Linked DNA regions of Homo sapiens: region 2 is linked to region 1. Evidence: read pairs that join two places in POLR2A ChIA-PET (ENCODE). Cell type or tissue: IMR-90. All regions are shown on one strand. Each heading gives the region's core, and the rest is flanking DNA. Links, peaks and the distances in the headings are about the cores only.

Evidence for each region. Peaks named below come from ENCODE experiments on the same cell type or tissue, not always from the same donor. Only the 100,000 strongest peaks of a DNase experiment are listed, where the experiment ranks them.
Region 2: POLR2A ChIA-PET joins it to region 1 with 15 read pairs; 5 of 35 experiments call an interaction of 5 or more read pairs at or near these places.

The regions. Positions count from the first base shown.
Region 1 is chr11:130,441,653-130,444,465 of GRCh38, reverse strand. No RefSeq gene overlaps it. Among named protein-coding and RNA genes, the nearest start is that of ADAMTS15, 5.6 kb to the left of the region's middle. In IMR-90, for the core only: no CTCF peak of the experiment used is centred there; a DNase peak (open chromatin) is centred at 1,565; H3K27ac peaks cover 167 bases.
Region 2 is chr11:130,630,066-130,632,878 of GRCh38, reverse strand. No RefSeq gene overlaps it. Among named protein-coding and RNA genes, the nearest start is that of MIR8052, 35 kb to the left of the region's middle. In IMR-90, for the core only: no CTCF peak of the experiment used is centred there; a DNase peak (open chromatin) is centred at 1,588.

The DNA.
Region 1 (2,813 bases), core at 40-2,539:
TAACCCAATACCCCAGTCACCTAGCCTAGTACCCTAGTCACCTAGCCCACTACCTTCATCCCATAGGTGTGGCAGCTGAGGTCCAGAGAAAGGAAGTTACTTGCCTAAGGCTACCCAGCCAGTTTCTCTACTCATCTCATGAAATCGTTTCTCTTTACTCTTCATCTGAAAGCCTGGCCCTAGCTAAATTCATTAGCTTGAGTGCTCCTGCTCAGAAAGTGTTCTTTCAGCATGCGTATTTATGTGAGCCTTTCCTCCCATACAGAATGGCCTCTCAGCCTCATCCATGCCTGCCTATATAACCCTCACTTCCTATAGGAAGCCCCTTGACTTAACTCACACAGCTCTGGTTGCTCTTTTTTGTTAGTTCCTCTGGCATATATGCATCCCATTTCCAGCATAGGCAGAGTCCATTTGAACTCGCTTGCCCTTTGCTAATTGTGTGTTCATCCCTTTTCCCGAGACTGGGCTGCAGCCACACTTGTCTGGAAACTCATCAAAAGGAGGGCTTCCTTTCCTATTATACTAGTCTCCATGACAGTCCCCAGAGGAGGTGTTAACTTCCTGGTCAAGCCAGCTGGATGCGGCAGGTTCCAGGTAGAAGATCAACTCAAAAAGGTAACTCACAGAGGCCAGAAGGAGGCAGCCACAAGGATTAGGTTTGGATTTCACTTCTTTTTTTTTTTTTTTTTTTTTTTTTTGAGACAGAGTCTTGCTCTGTCGCCCAGGCTAGAGTGCAGTGGCGCAATCTCAGCTCACTGCAACCTCCGCCCCCTGGGTTCAAGCGATTCTTCTGCCTCAGCCTCTCAAGTAGCTGGGATTACAGGTGCCCGCCACCATGCCCAGCTAATTTTTGTATTTTTAGTAAAGACGGGGTTTCACCATCTTGGCCAGGCTGGTCTCGAACTCCTAACCTTGTGATCCACTCGCCTTGGCCTCCCAAAGTGCTGGGATTACAGGCATGAGCCATCGCGCCCGGCAGATTTCTTCATCACGGGATGAAGTCATCACAGAAGTCATCACAGGATGACTTCTGCCTACCTGTGAAATTGGGCATCCTGGAGGATCTCTTCAAAACAGGAGAAAATAATTAAGGAGAAAAACGGGGTGGAGGGACAAGCACTATGATCTGGGCAAGATTTTAATGGGCAGGGAAATGACTTAGGAAAGTCTCCCAATTCCCCAGATTAGCTATTCTAAATCATTGGCCTACCATGTTAGGACTTAAATCGGTTTTTACACAGCAGCATGAAAACAGATGTACAAATTTATCATGTTTTGAGCTTAGGACTTGATCATTCTTTACCAAAGATCCCTAAAAATCCCAGATGCGTTTAATCTGCTCCTCTTGGAATCTGTGCCACAGAGGTGGGCAAAGCAGGCAAAGTATAGAAAGGCACAGGCTTCAGGAAGCCCCCGGGAAGGCCCAGCGAGTGTTAAATGACTGAGCTGCCATCATCCACTGGCTTCCACAACTGCTGGAGCTCTTGGCTGGTCTTCTCCCAGATGCAGAGACAGCTGAAGCAGCTGGAGATTCATCTAAGGCCCCATGAATTACAGCCCTGGCCTGAGTTCATTCTTCATTACTCAGAGGAAATATTTAACTCTGTTTTTTCCCTCTCAGCCACCCACTCTGTTTTTGACTCTGGGGCTAAGCGTTTAAGTAGAAGTCTCTCTGGTGCTAACTCCTGTATTTGTTCTCTTGGATGCTAGGAAATTAGAGCAAAGGGTCTTGATGTGGCTTGGACAAACTCAACAAACAATAGTTCCAGGCTGCCTCCTTTCACCCTGAATCCCCCTTAGACAGTCTTAAATAACAGCTACCCCCCTGAAATCTAGGGCTCCCTGATTCAATCATTTATTTTATAGATTTACACACACGCCCCAGGACAAATTACTTTGGAGCTCTTGGCTATTCTGCGTATAGCTGCACCTTTAGCTTTTAGGCTGGTTGAAGGAGAATGCCTAAAATAGAGATGAGATGGATGCTAAATCCTCAACTCCTATCTAGGGATTTAGAAAGCAATTAGTTTTTCCTGCCAAAAAGCTTCTATCTCCTCTACTCTTCCCAGTATGCCCCTTTTCCCACCGTCAACAAAGAGTAGCTTCAAGATTGAGCTTGACCTTGAGCCTCAGGCCTCCACCCCATCTCTAGCAAAGGACCACCTCCGGGCTCCTGCAACCCAGATGAGGTCCCAACACAAAATTGATTGCTCTCCCAGGTAGCATGGTTTCTTCCATTAGCTCATCCTCCCTCCTAATAAAAATACTTGACATATACAAAATACCATATGACTTGTAAATAAGTTGATATATATTATCATTCCATCCTTACAAAAATACTCAGGGAGGGGAGCGATGGGACAGGAGTTATTAACATCTCCTTTTTGAGTAAGAAGAACTAAGACTCAGAGTTTAAGTGACTCAACAAAGATCACCTTATCCCTGAGCAGCAGATGTATAACTGAAACACTCCTCTCCTGTTAAATTCCAGCCCTGGGGACTCCTCTGACCTCAGCTGCCTTTCTTCTGGTAAGACCATCCTATTTCCATTTTTCATTTTCCCATTCTGACTCATACCATGGGTGTACCCCAGTATCATACACTTCCAGCCACACTCAGCTCTCCCCCGTCTTCCTCCCCTACACATACTCCTTCTCACACTCCTTGAACACATGCTCACAAGCTAGTTGAAATAGAATTCATGAGAATCCAATGAGTTGCCTTTAAGCTGAGCCTACTCTGGGTCAACAATTAGCTTAATGGCCCTAAAGTGACTTGGCCCACTGTCTTTGGAGCTTCAACAAGAAGCC
Region 2 (2,813 bases), core at 123-2,622, 190 kb before region 1:
ACCCGGCCTGAGACCCCTGTCTCTTAAAAAAAGAAAAAAAAAATTAAAAACTTAGCTGGGTGTGATGGTGCATGCCTATAGTCCTAGCCACTTGGGAGGCTGAGATGGGAGGATCACTTGAGCCCCAGAGTTCAAGGCTGCAGTGAGCTATGATCATATCACTGCACTCCAGCCTGGGCAACAGAGAGCAATACTCTGTCTCAAAATAAATAAACTATTGGGGTGAATAATGGAGAAAACCCATAAAAAGACCTTCACATTCTTACAGACACATCCACATCCCATTGTCCCATTAGTGGGCACTATGGATATCTCATTTCTGCTATAACAAAAAGGGTTCTAGCAGAATTGTCTAAAAATTGAACTGACTGTTCCATGTCACTGGAGATGTTTAACCAGCCACTAGATGACTGCTTGACATAAACACTGTAAAGACAATCCTTACGTTAAGAGCCTGGTTTAACTGGATGGTACCTAAGTTCTCTATAGATTTATATTATTAACCTCATGGACTAATGGAGAGGTGTCTCTTACTCATAAAGCAGTTCCTAGAGTAGGAAGCAACATTTTCAAAATGGCAGCCCTAGGAAAACAAAGTTTCTTGGGATCATAAGTTGGTGTAGGGTGGACAGAGAGAGAGAAAGACTGACACGGAGTCAGATGGCTTATTTAGAGTTCACCCCGCTATTGAGATGGGTCGTGCAAAGCCCATCCTGACTACTAATAGGAGAGAGAAGAGGATACACTGGTGGGGGTTGGGGGGAAGGAAATCACAAGGCATGCAGATGGAATGCAGTTCCCAAGAGTTTGGGGAGTTCTGATGGCCTGGAAAGGGACTTTATGAGAAAACGTCCTCCAATAAAACGAAAAGACAAACCTCATGGGAGAATTTATTGCTCATAAACCAAGGCCTGGGAAACTAACCATGGAAAGTAGGGATCAGCCAGGCACGGTGGCTCACGCCTGTAATCCCAGCACTTTGGGAGGCCGAGGCGGGCGGACCCTGAGGTCAGGAGTTCGAGATCACCCTGGCCAACATAGTGAAATCCTGTCTCTACTAAAAAATACAAAAAAATGAGCCAGGCATGATGACGGGCACCTGTAATCCCAGCTACTTGGGAGGCTGAGGCAGGAGAATCCCTCGAGCAAAGGAGGCAGAGGTTGCAGTGAGCTGAGATCACACCATTACACTCCAGCCTGGGTGACAGAGTGAGACTCCATCTCAAAAAAAAAAAAAAAAAAAGAAAGAAAGTAGGGATCAACCTAAACGCCCCTCAGACCTGCTACTCCAAGTCATTGGGCATAGTTGTGCCTTTGAATGACAGACAGAGAGATGGAGTGGTCCCCCTAAAACACCCTTCAGCTCCACCTTTATAAGGACTCCCTTCTTACCTTACCTTCTCCGTTTATTTTTTCTGTGCCCAGCGACATCATAAGAACTCAGGAGTTGACCACCATAGAAAACCAAGACTCTGAAGACAGCCATTGCAGTTTGTCAATTAAGAAGAACACAGAAGATGGAGTCTGAACCCTGTGCCTGGGCTTTGCACAACCCATCCCAATAGCTGGGTCAACTTAACTAAGCCATCTGACTCACCAAAAGCCATCTGACTCACCTCCTGCAAAACCACAATATGGTTCAAGAATTAGTCCTACCTCCATTTACAATAAACCACTCCTTTTTTTTTTTTTTTTGACAGAGTCTCACTCTGTCGCCCAGGCTAGAATGCTGCTTCAGCCTCAACCTCCCAGGTTCAACATCTCAGCCTCCTGAGGAGCTGGGACTACAGGCATGTGCAACCATGCCCAGGTAATTTTTGTAATTTTTGTAGAGACAGGGTTTCACCACGTTACTCAGGCTGGTCTCAAACTCCTGGGCTCAAGCCATCAGCCCACCCTCACCTCCCAAAGTGCTAGGATTACAGGCATGAGCCACCGCACCCAGCCCACTCCCTACTCTTACCCTACTTCTTACTCTGTAGTTTTGGGAGACACACACACAACACGCTCAATTCATGGATTCACGTCTTTGAATCATAAAACAACAGGCAGTAAAGTATAGTAGCTAAAGGAGTGCCGGGAACACAGCCTGGGTTTGAACTCCGTCTCTGTCATCTGCTAACTGTTGTCCTTGAGCAAGTTACTTAACTTCTCTGTGCCTCCGTCTCATCGCCTATAAAAGGAAAACAATACTATACTACCTATAAGACTGTTGTGAAAATTAAATTATATAATATCAGTATAACACTTGACATATGGAAAGTACCAAAAATGCGTTAACTAGGCTGGACACTGTGACTCACACCTCTCTCTACTCCCAGCGCTTTGAGAGGTCGAGACAGGAGGATTACTTGAGGCCCAGAGTTCAAGACCAGCCTGGACAGCATAATGAGACCCTGTCTCTATAAAAAATAAAAATTAACCAGGCATGGTGGCATGTACCTGTAGTATCAGCTACTTGGGATGCTGAGGTGGGAGGATTGCTTGAGCCCAGGAGTTGGAGGCTGTAGTGAGCTATGATCATGCCATTGCACTCTAGCCTGAGCAACAGAGTCTTATACAGCCTGTCTCCAAAAAAAAAGAAAATAAATAATTTTTAAAATGTTAACTACTATCACATCTTTTAGAATTTGAGAAACAAAAAGCACAAAAACTAAAACTGCACATGATACGTGATTGCAGACCGAGGTGGTTCATCTCTTCTTTAGTTAAATTAAAGGCTTTTGGCTGGATGTGGTGGTTCACACCTGTGAACCCCCCAGCACTTTGGGAGACCAAGGTGGGAGGATTGCTTGAGCCCAGGAATTTGAGAC